3 separate regions of the Homo sapiens genome follow, and regions 2 and 3 are each linked to region 1. The links are chromatin loops, found by intact Hi-C in ENCODE. Cell type or tissue: prostate gland. All regions are shown on one strand. Each heading gives the region's core, and the rest is flanking DNA. Links, peaks and the distances in the headings are about the cores only.

Evidence for each region. Hi-C counts contacts between places; a loop is a spot of excess contacts. Peaks named below come from ENCODE experiments on the same cell type or tissue, not always from the same donor. Only the 100,000 strongest peaks of a DNase experiment are listed, where the experiment ranks them.
Region 2: a loop joins it to region 1, with 3 times the contacts of the local background. A loop is called at or near these places in 13 of 110 quality-filtered maps.
Region 3: a loop joins it to region 1, with 5 times the contacts of the local background. A loop is called at or near these places in 24 of 110 quality-filtered maps.

Annotation. Positions count from the first base shown.
Region 1 is chrX:110,444,120-110,451,390 of GRCh38, forward strand. It overlaps RTL9 (retrotransposon Gag like 9), which reads left to right. Exons shown (of 4, transcript NM_001385449.1): 2 at 1,034-1,149; 3 at 6,448-7,271. The coding sequence starts at 6,499. Among named protein-coding and RNA genes, the nearest start is that of CRIPTO3, 73 kb to the right of the region's middle. In prostate gland, for the core only: a CTCF peak has its summit at 6,145 (motif pointing right); a DNase peak (open chromatin) is centred at 6,162.
Region 2 is chrX:111,097,495-111,104,765 of GRCh38, forward strand. PAK3 (p21 (RAC1) activated kinase 3) reads left to right here. Exons shown (of 18, transcript NM_002578.5): 3 at 81-190; 4 at 5,665-5,812. Among named protein-coding and RNA genes, the nearest start is that of PAK3, 4.9 kb to the left of the region's middle. In prostate gland, for the core only: a CTCF peak has its summit at 1,513 (motif pointing right); no DNase peak of the experiment used is centred there.
Region 3 is chrX:111,241,483-111,248,753 of GRCh38, forward strand. CAPN6 (calpain 6) reads right to left here. Exons shown (of 13, transcript NM_014289.4): 10 at 7,087-7,271; 11 at 6,389-6,510; 12 at 5,886-6,022; 13 at 3,617-5,277. The coding sequence ends at 5,095. Among named protein-coding and RNA genes, the nearest start is that of CAPN6, 25 kb to the right of the region's middle. RefSeq lists an enhancer at 4,758-5,957. In prostate gland, for the core only: a CTCF peak has its summit at 2,963 (motif pointing left); no DNase peak of the experiment used is centred there.

The DNA of each region.
Region 1 (7,271 bases), core at 4,772-7,271:
GTGGTCCAAATGCTTAATGGCATCAGACACTTATTCCTACAAGAGAGGCATGTGGTCCAAGGGGTGGCACAGGTCAAATGTGATGGCCAAGTCCCGCCTCAGCAGGGCTTGAATCCGCACTTGGCAACTTTTATTTCTCTCTGTCCATTCCTGTGGATACTTTATCTGTGTTAATGTCCTCATTTAGGCTAAGGTCAAACTCTGTTCTTCTCTCTTCTGGCCAGAAAGACTTCCTGTTTTACAGGTATATGATCTTATCTGTGTTGATACCTTAACTGTGAGTGATTCCCTAAAGCAGGTCCTTGGACAAGTGCCCATCCTCCAGGAAAATTGCAGCAGTCCACCGTGCAATGAGAAAGCCTGAGGACTAGGTAGTAAATGTTTCGCAGAGAAGAGAAATCTATTTCATGTATTATTCTTTATTCTGAGGTTATTTCCTTCTCTTTTGGTGTTGAAAGGAAGCCCCTTCTTTTTAGAAAATGATGATTTGTGGTTGTTCTGTTTCTTAATGATTTTACTTGGGAAAATAAAAATCTGGAAGTTCAATATCAGTCCCTGAAATTTTGGGTTGCATTAGCTGCAAGTCTGGGAACCTGGTCTAATTTTGAGTGTTCTGCTAGTACCTCTAGGTACCTCCTATTGCCACTTGTGTTCTAAGTGCTTATAAATTACCTGCTTCGCAATCTGCAGCAGAATCTCTCCGAGGATTGACATCAAGCTTACAGCTTTGGAGTTTACGGTATACTGGTCTGTAGTTTCCTTATTTAAGAAAATTGGGACACTGCCCATTTGCAGTCCTCTGGTATCCCTCCTGTTCTCTCTGATTCCACAGATCCTTCAGACCGGCACCTAATGCAAGGCAGTTCCGTTTGCTCTTCTTATAATGTTCTTTTCCCTATAGAGTTGGACATGCATATACATGTTGTTTGGGGAATTTGCAGCACATCCAATGAAAGCATAATTCCCAACTAACAGTCAAATCCTTTTCTTTGGAGCTACCCAGAACACACCTACCCTCTCTTCCATATGACAGCCCTTCAGAGACTTGAAGACAGTGTGTGACTCTCCTGTGAGTTAAGAGCACTGGCTGAGTCAGACAGACCCGAGTGACAAGCCCAGCTTCGCTCCCTCTCAGCGGTGAGAGCCAAGGTAAGTTACTTCATTTTAATTTCTCTCTAGTTCAGTTCTTTAGCTGATTTAGAAAATGGGAGTAAAAAAGCCACTTTGTTTGTTTATCGTTCAATAAATAAGATGAGGTATGTAAAGTGTTTAACATAGTGCCTGGAATAGTAAGCACTCAGTAAATGCTAGCTATTTCCCCCTCTTTATTTATAAAGAGCCGGTGCGCATTTTAAGTGTCAGGGCTGTGGGGGAGGAAGGAAGTGGGGAGGGCTTCTACTTCCCTGAATGATCAAGGAAGGAAGAAGATCCTAAAGTAGACCAGGTATTTCTTTAGCCTTAGGTTGTCTGTTTTCAGTTATCTGGATGCCTATTTGCTAGGACTTGGGGAAAGAATATTGTTGAGAATCTAGGGAAAGGCTTATTTTCAACAGCTGGAAAGCTATTTGTTGACATATTGAACCGTCTCTTGTTTATTCTTATTTCCCTGAGCAGCTAGCCATGCAATCCCCTAAACTCAATTACCTTTTGTGAGGCGGCAGGAGCATGACACCTCCTAGCCGTATTGATCAGTGCAGACTGGGTGGGACGTGAGGGACCTGAGAGATGCTAAGCGGTAAATTCTGGGCTTTTCCTTCCTTAGAAGGCCTCTCTTCTCTGTGTTCCTAGAGACTCTGGCTTTAATAGAACGGAAGTCTATGCCTCACATGGGCTGAGCATGCAAGAACCCTCTCTCAGTAGCCTCCTTAGAAGCAGGCTGATGAAAATAGTCACAATGGGTCAGAACTTGGAACCCTGGGGTGACCAGTGCTAGCATGGTTTTCTAACTGCAGCTCTTTGCACACACTGGGTTTTGCAAGCAATTGAATGATATGAACTCTGAATGCCATTGCAGCTAGAGAAAGTTTGGAAGGAGACACACCCAACTGTGAACAGACAGAGGAATGGGACTTGCGGGGAATGGGGGGTGGGGCATTTTCAGGAGTTTAGCTTTGTCTGTACGGAGGATTTCAAGTCTTTATCCTAAGAATATATTCCTAGATTACTTATGGAATTACTAAACATAAATAAAAGTTAGAGAAAGAAGAAATTATTTTTAAAAACAAACCAAAAATAAAACACAAAATAAAGTGGTACAACCATTAAGCTTGTCGGGGTAGAAAGATTGCTTGGGTCGGGGGGTGGATGTCCGGGATTCCTAGAGAGAGCTTGCAAGGAGAGGAGTGAAAAGGGCTTGAGAAAGAACCCTAGGGAAACATATCTTTAAAAAAAATAAAATTAACTTTTATTAGTTTTTTTCTTTTCGTATTATGGGTCCATTATAGACCAATGAGAAAATACAGATAAGGAAAATGAAAATTAAAAATCCCCTCTAATCCCATCATTCAACTGTGGTCACTGTTGGCGTTTTGGTATATATCCTTCCAGATTTTTTTTCTATGCAGAAATCTACATATTTATCTTTATGATAATCAGATCCTCATGTACACATTAGAATATATTTTCAATGGCTACAATAGTGGCTGCTACAATTGCACCATGATTCGTTTAATCATTAAACAAGTTGTGTTCTAACATTAGACACTTAGGTTATTTCCAAAATTGTTGCATTAGAAATAAACAACAGTGCCCTGTAGCTGTGTGACATTGGGAAAGCTAGTTAACCTCTCTGTTCCTCTGTTCTCATCTGGAAAATGAAGGTGCTAATAGAACCTACCTCGTAGTATGTTGTGAGTGTCAAATGAGATCATATAGGTAAAGCACTTAGCACAGGGCCTGGCACAGTAAACGTTAGCTTTAATTGTTAGGTGTGTTAATAATAATAATAGTAGTTGTTGTGAGGCCATTGTTAATAGAATGGCTATTCTGTGACTTTTTTTTTTTTTTTTTTTTTTTTGCTTTGAAGGGAGAGGAGAGCGACTGGAATTTTTCTTTTGAGTAGTATGCTATAGTGAGCTCTGGAGTCACACAGAGCTGTGTGCCTTTGGTCATGTCAATTCATCTCATGGAGGCTCAGTTTCCTTACCTGTATACTGAGAATTTAAAGGACCTAGCTCACAGGGTAATTGTCAAGATCAAATGAGATAATGCTGGTGAAGCCCTCAGCCCCATTCTTGGCATATGGGAAGAGTTCAAGCAATATCAGTTGTTGTTGTTATTATTACTACAAGGATTCAGCCATTTGTAGTAAGAAAGTTTCCTTGCTTTGTGGTGTGGGGATGTAGGGGAGATGGCAGTGAGAAGAGTACTCCGAGTTTCTAATCACTTGTCTGATTACAAAGAGATAAAAATATTTTGGAAACAGAATGGCCAGGGCTGAAATCTGGGATTTAAAAAAAATTATTATTATTATTTTATGTGACCGTGGTCACATAGACTTCTCCAAGCCCATTTCCTCATGTATAAAATGGGAATGATCTCAGTGCCTACCTTACAGGTGTTGCTGGGAGGTCGGAATTATATAATGCATATGTAGTGCTTAGCCCAAGTGCTCAGTTGTTGTTGGTCGTTAATTATGAGGTTTATAACGACCTGAATGCCTCCCTTGTCAAACTCTACATCCCTATACCTAGGCTACTTGAACTTCACCTGGAGGCTTTGCCCTATCCAAGGCTCAGGGACCAATTCTCCCCTTAGACTGAGGGTTTCTCCCCTTAGACTGAGTGCACCAGTTCAGGAAAACTGGAGTACTCTGGTAAACCTTTCTGCTAGCTCTACTCTGACCTTGTGCCCCAGTTCTAGAAAGCAGGCTGTAGCCATGTTTGTATGAACAAGCCCTCAGCTGGTATGCTCAAGGCTGGTGTGCTTTTCTTGCTAGCTGTCTGAAATCCATGGAGCCTTTCTGTTGAATCCTAGCCCTATGGCAGGGATACCGGTCGCTGGATTTTTCTCCGTGTCTGTGACCCTGGGGTAAATTGTCTTCGTTATGATCACCATTACAGGGCTCTATTAAGGTGTTTGCTTGCCAGCCCCCACTGTCCATCCTCCCAAACCCTCTTTCCCTGCACCTGAACCTCTTTGAACGTTTCTGATGCTGCTCCACTCAATCTCCAGCCTCAGTTTCTTTCCCTCGAGCCCTCTGCCTGTGCTTCCATGTCATATCAGTTGCAGTGCCTGGGTCCCAGGACTCCTGTGTCTGTTCAACTGCAGAGGGCACGTATCTTGTTTCCTGAGCCAGGACCCTTTTCATCTCATCTTTTTAATTGTGTCAATCTCCTCTTTTCTTTGGGCAGAGTGGGGTGGGGCATAGGCTGGTGGGACTGTTGGGGGCGACAGGGAAGAGGGGTGGAGTTGCATAGGCCAAGTGCTAAGGCGGAGCTTCTGGAGGACTGTCAAGTGAAAGGCGGCCAGAGGCAAATGTCAGAGCCTATATAGAGGCAGGAATCTGGGACCAGAGAGACAGAGCAAGCAGTAGCAAGTCAGGAGCAGTGGGGCGGGTGGGCGGGCAGGCTGGCTGGCGGGCAGGGGGGCGTGGCAGGGGATAGCAAAGGGAGATTGCAGAGAACAGCTGTTGGTACTGGGTCTTACTTTAATGAACTGGCTGGGCACGAGGTATAAGTTAATTGGCCAGAGTGAAAGAGCTAGGGGCGCAAAGGATACTCTCTCCCTCTTCTCCGTCACTGGCAAGGTAAGATCTTTCTGGGTTTTGCCTGGTGGGAAACTGTGGCATGTTCAGATATTTTTCTGAAGATGGGAGGTGGAGGTCTATGGCTGCTTTTTTGACTCATCTTTCCCATTGCACCAATTATTACAATTATTACAATAACCAGGGTGTCAGCAGGAGGCCAGCATTTCTTTTATGACAACCCATCTTGGGGTTGTCCAGGCTGGAGACAGAGGCAGGGGTCTCGGTAGTGTGACTGAGTAAGGGGGAGAGGTGGATCTTTATAGCACCTTGGTGAAGAGTAGGGGGCTCTGGAACTGGATGGACCCAGGAATCTATGTGACTGCAGGCAAACTATTAAGCTTCTCTGGGTCTGAATTTTCTCATTTGTAAGATAAAGGAAGAGTACAACCGAAATCTCTTAGTGTTGCTATGGGAACCACATGAGATGATACATGTAAAGTGCCTAGCAGAGTGTTTGCCAGTCAGTGCATGCTAAAGAAATGTTCACTGTTAGCGTTTCTGTTGCAGGTTTTCTCATTATTATGGAATCACAATTCCATGAGGTTGATGACTTTTGTGACATTGTCCCAAAGTAGCAAGTTTTCTGCTTTTGGCATGGGCAGGCTGTGGGGACATGTCAACATTGTGTAATATTTGCATTGGCTTCCAAGCCGTGTGTCCAAAAGCCCCTTCTGGGCTGCTTATTGGAGCAGGCTGGAGGGGTGAGGCTCTGGATTGCCCACCCCCATGGCATCAGAGAAACTTGAAACTTGGACATGCCAGACACTGGGCTTTAAGTGACCCATGATCTGGGATGTCAGAGAAATAATTGAATGCAAGCTCAGGGATGCCAAACACTAGGCAACCCCCAGGAGGGGGTCAGAGTCAATGCTATACAGTTTGTTACTGTTGCAGTGACCCTATTTTAGCCTTGACCCTGGCTAATCTGAGAAAGCTTGTAAAATGGGGATAATAATATCTATTGCCCAGGAGATTGTAAGACCCAAATGGGATAATGCTTACAAAGGCCCTCACGTTATAGGAAGTTGTGACAGTTGTCTAAAGTACAGTGCCTGGCACATACTACGTGAAGCAATAAATAAATAGTAGTAATGGGGTGGTGGTTGCTGTTATTAATAAGAATAATGAAAATAATAAGCAGAATTTTCAGTTCATGGAATGTTGCTCTCAGTCATTGATTAGATAAATGTCTCCCTTTTCCTGAGAACATTCAGGGCCATCAGAGTAGTAAAATGAGGATTAAACCACTGGCAGAATTCAATGAGCCCCAGGAACTAATAATTATCCTGGGGCAAAGGACTTTCCCATTCAGGCTTGCCAGTACCTTGGCTGGCTTGTGAGTACTGCCGTGGGATAGAATACAGGCCAGGAATCCGCATTTCTCACATTTGGCCAGAAGGTGGTGCTGCTGCTTTATTTGAGTCAGGACTGCCCAGGCTCCTGGCTGCGGAGGCTGCTGGCGTTTATAGCATTTACAAACTGAGAGGCTGGGTTGGTTTGAAAAGGATAGAGGCAGAAGGGACATTTGCTCCAGCTCCAAAGTTGTTCATTGCTTCACAGCTTCTTTAATCTGATAGCCTCACCTTCAATGCCATATACCTGACAACGCATAAAAACAGGTCTCCACCATGAACAATTTGTCTGTTTCCAAATCTTCTTGATACTGGCTTTTGACCTCTAAACTTGTTTCTTGTTTACAGATTTTCTTGCCTCCTGGGCTCCCTCCACACTATCCTGTGGCTGTGGCAGATATGTCAATACCCTTACATTCACTGCGATTCAACAATACAATGAGGGAGGAAAATGTTGAGCCCCAAAACAAGCAGATGGCCTTCTGTAGACCAATGACAGAGACCAGAGCAGACGTACAGATTCTGCATTCTCATGTACAGTTGCCTATAGTCTCAACTTCAGCCTCAGACCCTGGAGGGACATCCACACAGTTGATGACATCTCCAGTCTTTGACACCATGTCTGCACCTCTAATGGGAGTACCAAACTCTGGAGCATTGTCCCCACCCCTAATGCCAGCCTCAGACTCTGGGGCACTTTCCCCATTGCTAATGCCAGCCTCAGACTCTGGGGCACTGTCCCCATTGCTAATGCCAGCCTTAGATTCTGGAACATTGTCCCCATTGCTGTCCACTTCAGAGTATGGGGTAATGTCCCCAGGGATGATGACAATTCCTGATTTTGGAACGATGTCCGCAACGCTAATGGTAGCACCAGATTCTGCAGAGATATCACCATTGGCAATGCCAGCTCCATCCTCTGGAGTGGTGTGTACACCTATAATGAGCACTTCATCCTCTGAGGCAATGTCCACACCATTAATGCTAGCCCCAGATTCTGGAGAGTTATCCCCAATTCTAATGCAAGATATGAATCCTGGAGTGATGTCTACACAGCCAGTGCCAGCTCCCAGCTCTGAGGCAATGTCCCCATTGCAAATTACAGATGAAGACACCGAAGCAATGTCCAAAGTGCTAATGACTGCTCTAGCCTCTGGAGAGATATCTTCGCT
Region 2 (7,271 bases), core at 356-2,855, 650 kb after region 1:
TGCAGTGCTATTTTTAAAAAACGGCTTTCAGCAGGGAAGCCTTTAGCCATGTTAGTCTTGCTCCCCTCATGGTTTTGCAGACTCAAATCCAGGCCAAGTGTATGGCTGTCTGAGGTATTGGAACAGAAGGAGGTCCATTCCTGTTGGTGACAACACCGTGGCCCTGTTCTGGGATGAGCAAGGTGTAAAGGTCAGTGCGGTTTTCACTGGGCCATTTGCAAAATTATAATTGGGCAAGATCTGTGATTTGGTACTTGAGGCCTCCAATCAGGGGCAACTTTGGGCAAAAAGACTTGATATGGTAATGAATGACTAACAGGCAGAGGCTTGGAGAGAGAGCCATTTGTAAGCCTCTGTTTCTGGATACAAGTGTCATATCCCCCAGCCCATGCAAGAAGCAAAATGGGAAGAGACTAGGAGGTAGCCTGGGCAAGAGCTGACAGCTGAGAATCCTGAGGTCAGAGAGACCTTAGGATGTCAAGGAGCTGACCCTGCAAGTCTCCGGACAGGCAGCTGGGCCTTGTAGGAGAGATCTGACAGGAAAAGGAGGTTCACATGCAATAGGGTTATAAGCTAGGGGACACAGGACCCTAGGGACATTCTCACCAGCTAACCATTCCCACAGGTTGCAGAATTTCCTGGTCAGAGGTGGAAATGGTATATAGGGCAAACAAGTTTGCTGAGGTCTTGGGAGAGGGTGAGTGGTGGACATACCAGGTGAGGGAAACGAGAAATAAAAAGAACTGCAGGGATGGGAAGGTGCTGACATCCGAGAGTTTGCTATTATGTGTTCAGAGACTAAGCTACTAAATTAAGGTTAAAGAAGGTGGCCAAGGCAAAAAAAAAAAAAAAAATCAGGTGTACAGATCAGATGTAGTAGGCAGGAAGGCAGGAGCAAACTAGAGAGAGAGAGAAGAAAAGTCGTGGCCTTACCAACAACCCAAAAGCCCTGAATTCTCTGGTGAGATAGGCAACTCTGGAGGTTGAGGCAGCTGTAGCTCAGCCAAGAATTAGAAGGATGATTCTAGATATTTAAAATCAACAGCATCCCCACCCACGTAACCCACCTTCAGGAACCAGTAGCTTTAACCAAGAGAACAAGAAACTCAATGAGCAGCAGCCTCAACAACTGGCTCTTTCCTCCTGGGTAAGGAGAGGGCAGTGGGGAAGGACGGTGCCTCAAAGGGAAGTGGAGGCGCTATCAATCTGGCCTAGACAGGTAGGTTGACTGCTTTTACATGGGTGGGCTGGGGCCTGGTCTGGGACCCCTGCTCAAAAAAAAAAAAGAAAAAAAGCCCTCCTTCTCAGGATCCCTGGGGACCCTGTGTGCGCAGGGAACTGTGTAAAACCTTTACTTCGGAAGGTAAGTGCAGCGTTCTAGGCATCTGGGGCGTACTTAAGCCTCCGCTACGCGTCCCCCACCCCCACCCCCACCTGCCGGGGGCTAGGCGTTTCCCTCTGCAGGGCCTGGAATGGACTCGTCTGCCAAGTCGGCACTACACAGCTTCTCCAGCAGGGGGCGGAAAAGGGCCTGCAGCGACGCGCAGGACCCGAGTCCTCCATTTCAGGTGTGATGCTTCAGCCTCGGATCAAATAATAGCCACACATTTAAAATCTCATTTAGGGTTACCGGAGAACCAAATGAACCTCCGGGTGTGGCAGTCTATTTCCATTTCCTCCCAGATATGCGTCGCTTCCTACCGCGCTCTGTGGCTTTGGAAGGCATTTGCATTTACCTACGCGGTGATTATTTGAGTCACTAATACACACAGCCTAACCGGGGGTTTAATTGGAAATGTTAATCAGTGCAATAGATCTGTGTCTGATTTCCACATTTGGTCAGTTATCTGCAGGTTGGAGCAATCTGTGCTAAACCCAGGGGATGCAATGAGGAGCAAAACGGTGCAGCTACAGCTGGGTCTAAGTCTGGGAAACATAATGGGGAGATGGACCTTGAAAACTGGAAAGAGAGTAACAATTTACTGGTGGGAAGAGGAAATCATTAGAAAGGTGTAGTCACAGAGAGGCCTGATTGCTGAGATGGAATAGGATGGCCTTGGAACCCACATGGTGGAGAGGGAGGCCAGAGTTTTTCTTTGAGGTTGGAGGGGGCTGAATTTGGAGAGTGAAGTTTTTTAGGGGCCAAAGGACCAGGAACTGGGGTGGAATGAACCCTGGGAGTCAGAAGTCAAGTGTTATGGAGGGCTAGGGCCTGGTCTGGGACCCCCAAACACACTGTCCCAGACAGTGACAGTCTGGGACCCCTGTTGTGTTTGGGGGTCCCAGACAGTGTGTTTGCCCCTCTCTAGGCCTCAGTTTCCTTGTCTTTCAAACGATGAACTTGGCACTAGTTGTTCTATAAGGTGGTCCATTTATTCTTGGTAATGAAGACAGGTCCACTAAAGTATAGCCCTCTTCTTCCCCTGTCAGAAAAATTACCCCTTCTTTTTTTGTATGCCCTCCAGTTTTAGGGAAAACAATACAAAACAACCCCACAACCACATATATTTCATCTCTTTCAACAGTGTGGCTTTACTTTTACTTCATGTGAATGGGGAACAGGAGGGAAAAGAGAAGTCCAAGTTAATAATCTGCTAGGGACCCTATAACCAAGCCCCTGAAAGGTTCTGTGTGGCTGGGTCTCACAGACCTGAGTGGATGGGTGGGTGGCGTATATTCACTAGTGGCCCTTACTCCCTAACTCAATCTCAAAACAGAAAGTCTTGGGATGAAGGTGAAGGAAGGGCCTGGCTTAGGGCGTATATCCTTCTCCTTCGTGCCCTCCTCCCATATCTCACTGTGAGCCCCAGGCACTTTTTGGAATTCAGCACCCTAAAAGAAACACTATCCTTAACAATCAGCACAACAGTGCCCTCTAGTGACCTTAATGGGGACAATTTTAAGAGCTCCCCATGCATCCCCGGTCCCAGCCTGGTCACCAGTGCCCTTGTGCAGCGGTTACTCCTTGTGGAGAAGGCTCCCAGTCCTTCCAACCAGCCTGACAGAGAAACTCAGCCAGCCACCGTTTCCTGCAAGTCCTTCTCCTTGCATATATGGATGGGGCTGGGGGTTCACAGAGGGAGTCAGCTCCCCACAACTTCCTCTCCAGCGTTGTTTCCTTTGGGCCTGAAAAAGGTTCCAAACCTCCTTTCCTAGACAGCTTCGGTGCTGAGCAAGATACTTGGCATGGGAAGGCTCTGTGGTAGACAGAGTAGTTGTCCATAGCTTCCACCTACCCCCACCGCCAAGGTGGCAGCCCTAGTCCCCAGACAGAGATTCTGTCAGGAAGTTGGAATGCAGCAAGGTGGCTGGGGGTGGAGTTGGGTTAGTGATGGGTATTGGGTATGTACAAGATGTGTGCACTGATTTCTACCTCAGTCTCCAACAGGAGGCTGAGCCATAGGTGTACAACAAGGCGGTATAGGCATACAACATGATGTAGGCACACAATGCCCACAACACTATACAGACACACAACATGGCATAAAGATATGACACAATACGAATTAGACACATTGCACATACACAAAGGATGGAAGAGATGCAATTCACATGCAACACAGTACAGACACATAGCACTCACACAGTAGCTTATTGACATGATCACGTATACAACATGATATTAACAGGACACTGTACACACACACGATATGATGCAGACTCAATACATGCATGTCATGGTAGATATGACACAGCACACATACACAGACATACAACATGGTACAGGGAACTGTGCAGATATACATGACCCAGTATGCACATGTGCTCACACACAGGATATCTCCCCTTGCCCTACTCTCAACACAACACACCCCCAGGCAGGTGAGAGGAGTGTGGCTACCAGGTGGAATACTGTGTCCTGTCAGTTGATTCTGCACTGACTCAAGCAAGTGGTGAAATAAAGGCAGGTTGCCATGGAGTTAAAAAGTGGTGCTACAATTGAGGCTGGGGGGAGGGGGAGGTAAGCTTCAGGAAAGCTCTTGATCTTGCTCTAAAACATGGAGGTTCTTGGTAGTACAGGTTGGGGGTGTGTTCTCCTTCTCTTACATCCTCTAGTATTGTTTCCCACCCCAGTGGGTGGATGCTGCCTCTGCTGTCTGCCCTCATCCCCAGAGATGGGCAGGGGGCTTCTTGAGGCCATTCTTCCTGTGTCCTCCTTGAGCCCCACCCCTCTCTGGAGCTTTGGCAGCTTGCACCCCTCTCCCCCTCACCCCACCCTCTTGCAGGGTGAGCTCACGTAGGGAGGGAGGGGGCGAGTACACCATTCAATGGTGCAGTGGGTGGGATTTGGAAAGGCTGCCTGGAGTGTGCATGTGGGAAGCACACATGGAATGCCAGGGATGCTGGGGGACAGACATGCTCTGGAGTCTTGCCCAAGAGCAAGAGGCAGACCCAGAGTATGGCTTGGAGTTTTAATTCCAGAAGGGGGAATTGGAGATCATGGGGCTTTTCTTGGCTCCCTAAGGCTTCAATTTTGCAATCTCCGTGTTTAGATATCCATCTAGCCATCTCTTTGGATTAGGACCCTGTTCATTCTGGTCTGTAATAAATAGGTGCTAGCCTGAATCATGCCTCCTTGAGAATTAGCATGTAGTTTCTGCTTTTCTTTGAGGACAAACACCACTGTGGGAAGGGGAAAGGAAAGCAGAGTAGGAAGGATTGCAGAGCTTGGGGTTCTACAAAGAGAAGATCAGCCTCTCCCTTGAGAGGCTCAAATGATTGTGGGAAAAGGCAGAAAGGGAGGGGTCAAAGAGACTCAGTCTCCTTCATGGTTAGACATGGAAACCTCTGTGGGAAAAATAGGGTAAATTATCACCAAGCAACAACAGTAAACAGTATGTATTCATCCTAAGAAACCTGGGGAGTACTGTGGAAGACTTACCTGGTGGAGACAGGAGAAGGTAGAGGGAAGCTCCAATTAGGGTCAGAGGCTGGGGCCTTCAGCACCTGTGAGATGGTAGCAAATTAGGAGACCTCAGAATGCTGTTGCCTGGCAGACAGACTTTTTTTCCACTTCTCCAGTGAAAGAGGTTAGTGAAAAGGGGAATGGAAATGGAGGTGGAGACTTAGAGTTGAGGGATGAACTGAACTGAACTGAATGCAGTGCCACAACATCAGGAAGCTCACATATTCACAGAGCCAACCTTCATTGGCCATTGTCTCTCAGTTTCCTTTTGTCCACTGGACTCTACCACCTCCTGTGATTATACACATTGCTCCATAATTATGCAGACTATGTAAATATTTCACATCTGTCCTATTTGATTTAGTTCTTCCAACACTTACCCAAGTCAACTAAGGCAGGCCTTTTCACTTGATACTAAGCAGGCCCAGAATGATGAGGTGACTAACAGCAATTCTCAGCTTGTAACTCCCAACTCCTGACTCCCACTTCCGTGCCCTTTCTGGAATCCTATGTAACAATGCCTTTTTACACTTCTTAGCCCTCTGATTTTCTAGCTTTCTTAAGAGATATTCTGAAATTCACCAGAGAGATTGAGAAAGAGAGAGAGAGAGTGTGTGTGTGTGTGTGTATGAGAGAGAGAGTATGTGTGTGTGTGTGAGAGAGAGAGAGAGAGAGAGATGTTTGGTGGGAGTTGGATGAGGGAGCAGTAGCAGGTGGGGAAAGAGGTTCCCTCTCCCCTACAATGCTTCTCTCAGCAGGTTTCCCCCAAGAAAGAGCAGCTGAGTCCTTGCATCTTGTGGCAGCTGGTGTGCCCAGCACTGAGTCTGTAGGAGCTGAAGCCAGCCCGGACCCTTCTCATGGGCAGTGCCCACCTGTGCTGAAGTCCTGCAGCGGTGGCGGTGTGAGGTGAGTAATGGAGTCCAGGGCAGGGAGTTAGGGATCTCCAAATCCAGGCAAATGCTGCTTTTCCACCAGATCTCCCAATATCAAAGACTCTGCCTAGACCTCGTGAGCTAGGCCTCAGGGCATGACCCCTATGTTCTGGGGAATTTTGCCCAGTACAGCTGCCTTTAGTCTCTTGCCTCCCTCCCATCTCTAATATGGGAATGACAGCCTTGACCTACATTTTGGGGTGAGGAGGAGAAACAACATAACAATCGTTGCCAAGTCCGTTGCAGATGTCAAGCACCATCTAAGAGCTTCAGTATAACACAGACATGCTTCCCATCAAGCTGTCATTTTCTTTTCTCCTCCTTTCCTGGTGCCTGGGTGGCTTTTCAGCCACATGCTGCAAATTTGCCATTCAGTTCCTATGATTTCTACTGCCCCATAACCTTAATTTTACCTTCCTGTTTGAAGTGTACCCCCACCCCTTCCATCCCTGCTTCTGGGCCTGTCAGACTTAGCTTAAACCTTCCCAAACCTTCCCTCTGCTTTCCCACCCAACCAAGATGCACTTCCTCCACCAGGTCTCCAACAGCACTTGAGTCTGTAGCGTGCAGGGTAGCACTTGCTGCCCTACTGCCTTAAATAAGTCTTGCATGGTTTCTGGAGTATTCATCTTACCAGGAAAACTAGATTGTAAGCTCTTCAAGGGCAGGGACTAGATCTTACAGATCTCTAGTCTCCCTTAAAAGGGCTCAAAAGTTCCCCAGCAGCTTTGCAAGTTGGGCCTCTCTCTCTTCCTCTGCATTTCTTTCAGGTTTCATGGCCTGTCTCTCCGATCATCTATTTGTTTTTTTGTCTGCCTTTCAGGCAGGCATTATAACTTCTTCTGTCAGCTTCTCCATCTGGCCTCTGTTGCTATTCCCTGCAGTCCAGCTACCTGCTTGTAGCTTGCTGTCCCTCTGTCTGGTCTTCTGTCTATCAGTTGCTTAGGCATCTCTCCTATTACCCAAATCAAAAAACAACCAACAAAATTAAAAAAAAAAAACAGAAAAACTAAACAAAAAACAAGCAAGGAATAAGCAATGTAGTTCCCTTTCACACTGAGCATACAATGCGCCTACAGACAAGGTAAAACTGCAGCTCAGCAGCAGGTGTTTCTGTGATGCCTTCTTATGAAAGGGAAGCTCCAGAGTTTCAGCCATGGAATTGAAGGTATGAAATTACAGCCTTGTTGATACTGATGCATTCAACTTTCTAGCGATGTTCTGGTAGGGGATCCTCTTTAGGCCTTGACGGACAGAAGGTAACTAGGACTGACTAAAATGAGAAGCCCCTGAATCGCTCTTTGGTGTTCTGTGACAGATGCAATAATAACTTGTATTTATTGTCTACTGTTGCCAGCTCTGTGCTAGGCTCTTTACTGGCATGATACCATTTTCTCCTATGATAATCTTGCAAGGTAGGTATTTTTTTTTCT
Region 3 (7,271 bases), core at 1,993-4,492, 790 kb after region 1:
AAATTTATTTACAGTACAACTCAGTTGAATTTTGAAAAACACACACAGTTATTTAACCAACACAACAATCAAGATACCAAGTAGTTCCAAGATAGTGAACATAATCATCACCCCCAAAAATTTCCTTGGGCCCCTTTATATTCCTTTCTTCTCTTCCCTTCCCACCTCCCCAGGCAATAAATGTGCTTTCTGTCACTATAGAGTACTTTGCATTTTCTAGATTTTATATGAATGAAATCAAGCAGTACGTACCCTTTTTTGTCTGAGGTCTTTCTCCCAGCATAATTATTTTGAGGTTCAATTTTGTTGTGTGTATCAAAGACATGCTCATATATATTAGTGCATTGATTTTTTTTTGGCAAGACCAAGTCTACCTACAGATGCTATACATACATGAAGTATAAGTTAGAGGTAAAGATTCTGAGAGAAAGTATTTGGTATGTTACCTGCACAGTTCTTGGTACAGTGCTGTGGATACACACTGTACCAAGGTTAGATGTCACTACCTTCTGGAAGACAGCATATTTCTATGGAAAATGCCCAAGTTCCGGAGTTAAATAAAAACAATCATACCAAAGCCATCTGTTGTTAATGGATGAACATCCATGAGCAAGTTATTTTGCCTCCCTCTTTTCCTTAACTTTCTTATCCTTCAAAAACAGGGATAATAACGGCACTCCATTTGGTTGTTATGGGCATTAAAATGAGATCACATATGTAAAGCATTGAATGTGGAGTTTGATACACAGCAGATAATTTAAAATGCTAGTTCCTTTTCTTTTCTACCCTTTTTAAATTTTTTAAAATTTTGTTTTAAGTTCTGGGATACATGTGCAGAACATGCATAGGTATACATGTGCCATGGTGGTTTGCTGCACCTATCAACCCATCATCTAGGTTTTAAGCCCTGCATGCATTAGGTATTTGTCCTAATGCTCTCCCTCCCCTTGACCCCCACTCCTCAACAGGCCCTGATGTGTGATATTCCCCTCCCTTTGTCCATGCATTCTCATTGTTCAACCCCCACTTATAAGTGAGAACATATGGTGTTTGGTTTTCTGTTCCTATGATAGTTTGCTGAGAATGATGGTTTCCGGCTTCATCCATATCTCTACAAAGGACGTGAACATATTCTTTTTTATGGCTGCATAGTATTCTATGGTGTGTATGTGCCACATTTTCTTTATAGAGTCTATCATTGGTGGGCATTTGAGTTTGTTCCACGTCTTTGCTATTGTAAATAGTGCTGCAATAAAGATGCATGTGCATGTGTCTTTATAGTAAAATGATTTATAATCCTTTGGGTATATATCCAGTAATGGAATTGTTGGGTCTAATGGAATTTCTGGTTCTAGATTCTTGAGGAATCACCACACTGTCTTCCACAATGGCTGAACAAATTGACACTCCCACCAACAGTGTAAAAGCATTCCTATTTCTCCACATCCTCACCAGCATCTGTTGTTTCCTGACTTTTTAATGATTGCCATTCTAACTAGTGTGAGATGGTATCTCATTGTGGTTTTGATTTGCATTTCTCTTATGACTAGTGATGATGAGCTTTTTTTCATATGTTTGTTGGCTGCATAAATGTCTTCTTTTGAGAAGTGTCTGTTCATATCCTTCGCCTACTTTTTGATGCGATTGTTTTTTATTGTAAATTTGTTTAAGTTCCTTCTAGATTCTGTATATTACACCTTTGTCAGATAGATAGATTGCAAAAAATTTCTCCAATTCTGTAGGTTGCCTGTTCATGCTGATGATAGTTTCTTTTGCTGTGAAGACGCTGTTTAGTTTAATTAGATCCCGTTTGTCAATTTTGGCTTTTGTTGCCATTGCTTTTGGTGTTTTAGTCATGAAATCTTTGCCCATGCCTATGCCCTGAATGGTATTGCCTAGGTTTTCTTCTAGGGTTTTCATGGTTTTAGGTTTTATATTTAAGTCTTTAATCCATCTTGAGTTAATTTTTGTATGAGGTGTAAGGAAGGGATCCAGTTTCAGCTTTCTGCATATGGTTAGCCAGTTTTCCCAGCACCATTTATTAAATAGGGAACCCATTCCCCATTGCTTCTTTTTGTCAGGTTTGTCAAAGATCAGATGGTTGTAGATGTGTGGTGTTATTTCTGAGGCCTCTGTTCTGTTCCATTTGTCTATATATCTGTTTTGGTACCAGTACCATGATGTTTTTGTTGCTGTAGCATTGTAGTATAGTTTGAAGTCAGGTAGCATGATGCCTCCAGGTTTGTTCTTTTTGCTTAGGATTGTCTTGGCTATGTGGGCTCTTTTTTGGTTCCATATGAAATTTGAAGTGTTTTTTTTCTAATTATGTGAAGAAAGTTCATGGTAGCTTGATGGGAATAGCATTCAGTCTATAAATTACTTCAGGCGGTATGGCCATTTTCACAATATTGATTCTTCCTATCCATGAGCATGGCTTTATTTTGCATTTGTTTGTGTCCTCTCTTATTTCCTTGAGCAGTGGTTTGTAGTTCTCCTTAAAGAGGTCCTTCACGTCTCTTGTAAGTTATATTCCTGGGTATTTTATTCTCTTTGTAGCAATTGTGAATGGGAGTTCACTTATTATTTGGCTCTTTGCTTGTCTGTTATTGGTGTATAGGAGTGCTTTGTGATTTTTGCACACTGATTTTGTATCCTGAGACTTTGCTGAAGTTGCTTATCAGCTTAAGGAGATTTTAAGCTGAGACTATGGGGTTTTCTAAATATACAATCATGTCATCTGCAAACAGAGACAATTTGACATCCTCTCTTCCTGTTTGAATACCCTTTATTTCTTTCTCTTGCCTGATTGTCCCGGCCAGAACTTCCAATACTATGTTGAATATGAGTGGTGAAAGAGGGCATTCTACCCTTTTTTGTCTGGGGAAAAATTGTCATCCTTGGGGGGAAAAAAAAGCAGTAGCATCTTTGAGCTTAATTGTAATACCATAGTGCCATCTGGTGACCATATGGAATGACTGCATTATCCACATGGGATATTTCATGTCTAACAAAAATCTACAACATGTAAATCTCTAGTGTGTTCTGGGTTAGTGTTATAGGGACAGACAGTGAGGGCTGTACTTGAGAACTGTTCTCCTGAGCTACTCCTTTGGAGATCCCTCCCCTGGTTAGGCACTTTTTCATGTCAGAAAGAAAAATAAGAATTTTCCCCTTTGCCTACCCTAAGATGGTAGATGGCAGGTTGTATAAGCAAATGAGTGAAGTCTTCACACATCCCTTCGGCTCTAAGGAAGATGCTGGGAAAGGGGAGTTGGTATTTTGTCTTGTTGAGAGATCTTCCCTTGAAAGATTTGGCTACTGTACCTATGGCCTCGAGTCCAATCCCAAATAGGAGTTTCAAACTCAAGTAACCCCGAATAGCACCTAGCTGTCCCTAAATATGAAATAAAGGCCCCTCTTCATTCTTCCAACTACCCCAGAATGCAAAGAACTGTACCATCAGAGTGTAGCCAGGGCTTTTGAATCCATCACACTTTTACCTGAGCTCAGATTTCATGAAGTACCTCAACCCCCACCTCCAGTGGCTTTGAAACAAGTCTTAACAGATGGTCACTCTTGCCATCCATCCCATGCCATCAATTCAAGTCAAGACTGATCAATGTACTGAATATGAACTTTATTGTGATTTGGTTTATGTAAGGCAGTGTAGTGAAGGCACTGCAGAAGTTAAACAGACTGGAAAACATGGTAAAAAATGAGCGAGCTAAAAATGAATGCTTGCTGGTCTAGGTAGGCTAAGTACTACAACTATGTTTCTTTTTCATCATTGCAGAAGCGTTGAAATATTGTTGAAGGTGGGGGTTTGGGGTGGAATTAGGGAAGGCTTCATGGAGGAGGTGGCATTTATACTGGGCCTTGAAGGAGGGGCAGAAAGTTGATAGGTTAAGATGGAGGGAAGTACATTTCATAATGACTGACTCTAGAGAAAATTCTGTAGAAGTACTGAAAAATGAGAGGGCAAACAAACACCCCCAGCGAGTGAAGCATCCCAACTGAGAGAAAAGTCTGAGGAGTCTGGGCTGGGACCAAAGTCTCAAGTCCCCAGATGGGGTCTTCAGTACAAATGATATTAGGAGGCACAGGACAATGGGCTTGTTTGTAAACCTAGCAGCAGCGAGAGGTTTCACATTGCAGTCAGGGGCCCCAAACTGGCTGTAATATGTCTGGATGAATTCTCTCATCTTTTAGGTGTGTATGGTACTTACTTATCTTTCCTCTTGCCCACTGACTGCCTGAATGGTAGTTCGTGCGCGCCCATGTGCGCGTGTGTGAGTGTAGGTGTGTGTGGATGGGTGGGGGACCGAGGCTTTGTCTCCCACTGCAGCTTCTTCCACTTTTCCGTCTTGTGGCACACAGCAGGCTTCCATTGAGCTGAAGCTCAGGCCCCTCTCACTGTCTAGGACTCATTGAACTCCAGCTCTTGATTAAGCACCAGGAAGCTTTCTCAACATGAAGGTAAAATTTACTGTCGGGGGTGACTTGGGTTAGGGCAGGACTACACTTTCCGGAGGTGATGATGGTGGTGAGTGGTGGTGGTGGTGGTGGTCGTGGTTGGTGGTGGTGGCAGTGGTGTCTGTAAGGGTTGGGGACTTAAAGCCGGCTCTGGCTGCTGGGTGAAATGCTGCTGGGAAGTCTATAGTGTTCAGTCAGGAGCTAGGATGTCAGGCTAGACCAGCTTGGCCTTGATCAGCCCTCCTCCTTCCTCAACATGCCCTACAGGGGAGATATATCAAACAACTGAAAACATCAAAGACATCTGTAGGGTGTCCAGCCTCTTGTTATTGTCCTACTTGAATCTCACCCCCGGAAGCCCCAGAGATCCTTTCTTGGCAAATGTGTATGATGTCTAGATAGGACTGTCGCCTCCCCATGTCCAGCTGCTGGAGGTATATAGGTTATGTAGCTACAGATGCTACTTGGATTGGGAGGTATGGGGAATTTATCAGAAGAGAGGAAGAGTTAATTATTGTGAATCTCATTCTTTCTAAAGATTGTGAATCTTAACTAAGACCTGGCACCTGACGGAAAATAAAAGGGTGGCACGCTTTGTCAGGATTCTCTGGGATTGCAGATTTAGAGCTCAGTGAGATCATCGCTGGAAATAACCTTGAAGCTGATGTGGCCTTGCTTGACTTTGGCAGTTGGACCACCCTTCTTACGCAGGTACAGAGACTTCAGATCACGGCAGTCGCTGGGGTCAGCATCCAGAGTAACCTGCCCCAAGAACTGATCACAGAATTTTCGGCTGTTCCAGACCTGGAAAGACAAACGAAGGGAGTGAAGATGAGCAGCCCTCAGTGAGATTAGCCTTTGCCCAGTGACATCCAGATCTAATGCTGAGCTTCAAAAGATTTGTTTTAAAACCAAGAGACTATTCTGTCCTTTCCTGATAGCCCATCAGTTGAGGGGAGGATACCTCAAAGAATATACATGAAAAGCCAGAAAACAGAATCTCCGGGTCGTTCTTGACCTGTGGGATGGTTACCTAAAGGCTGCTGGTCAGGAGTATTAAGTCAGAAAAACTGCCAAACTGCAGTGATTCATCCTGACCTAGCCATGTGAGGGTCCTCTGAACTGGCATAAGCTTTCCTCCATGGGATTTTATGATACGTGTGTTAACATGTGTACTGGTGAGCATGTGGGCTTTTGCCCACAATTAAATAAATGGAAGAGAGGAGATTTAGGATGGATGGTAATAAGGAAGTCAGTGTCCATGCTTGATGAGAAGAGTTTTTGAGTATAAAACAAACCAAAAAATACGATAATTCTTGCTCTGCATCCTAAACATATATAAGGTACTTGGGATCATCTAGTATCTGGTACAAAGTATGAGCCTTTCTGGCGACCCCTGTACACACTCTTACCTGTACTATAATAGGAATGTCAGTGGTCCTTCTGTAGAAAATGGCCTGGGTGTCAAAAATGGCATGAACTGTATTCTTCTGGACAGGAGAACGGACTTCCTCCTTTCCACATTTGATGACCAAATATGGGTTTACAGCTGGAACAAAGTGACATATGTTTTTAACACAGCAATTAAAGTTCCTTTTCTAGATAGACAAGAAGGTATCTCGCTAAGCCAATTCTGGGACTTTCAGCATAGCACTCGAGCACCAGAATGACTGAGATTCAACACTTTTATTCCCACTTCCCTTTCCTTTTCCATATTTTATATAGGAATATGAAAATGAATCTAATGTAGGCCTTGCTTGAAGTTGACATCCCATCCTCTGCCATGGTTGCCATCCATTCCCAACTTCTCTAGACAAAATATCGCTGGAGAAAATCATTTGTGATCATGTTTTCTAACTTATGTGCTATAAATGCAACTGAATTTTGCTTTCCCAGACATTCCTGCCATTCTTACTTTCATTGGCATACTTCTTCTCCAGGTCCTCAGCACTGTGAACAGTGATCTGAGTAACTACTTTCGGGTAGCCACGAGCCAGGTTCCAGCAGGACATTTTGGGCATGTCCAGAGTCAGTTCCCTAGAACATCAAAAATAAAATATTGTCATCATATGATAAATATCCTTTGATGAAATAAGCCCGCCAAAGCAGACATCATTGCTGAAAAGCATGAGACATTGTGTGACTTAGCCCATTCCTCCTCAGATATGTCTTATATATATTTTAAGCATGCTTTCCTTTCTCCTTTCTTTAAGGGCCAGGAGATAAAGATCAAAGTAGGCAGGGCTGGGACAAAAAGGTGGCTTTGGTGATCCAGCACACAGAACATAATAGAAGAGCAGGGAGGAGTGCTACCTACTTAAGAAAAGAGGCCATCAGCCAGAAAACAGAAGACAAATTTGATGTGGAAGAACTTAGACTATAGGCCTGTTCCTCTTTAAGGGTAGCTCAGAGCTCTGAAGTTCAGACCTTCACTGGGGAATTTCCCCCAACCACCCTTTGAGAAATATTTTTACCACCATGATTTCAGTGAATCAAGTCTGATTTAAACAAGTTGTCCCATTGAATGTCTGAAGAGGGGAGACGGGTGAAGGGGTTTAGGATTGGAAGTAAAGCAAAGAACAGGGGTTTGAGGGCTTGCGAAGGAAACTGAACCTGAGCTGGACAGGCACTTCAGAGAAGATTCTCAGGAGAAACTCGCTGGTGCGACCATGCTGGAACATGGTTGGGACAAGCACATAGTTGCCCTTCTTCAGGTACTTGCTCAGAAACACTGTGCGGGTGTCAATATAGGTGGAAGTCCCAGCACGCTCCTGGATGTAGAGGTGGTGGAGGCGGAA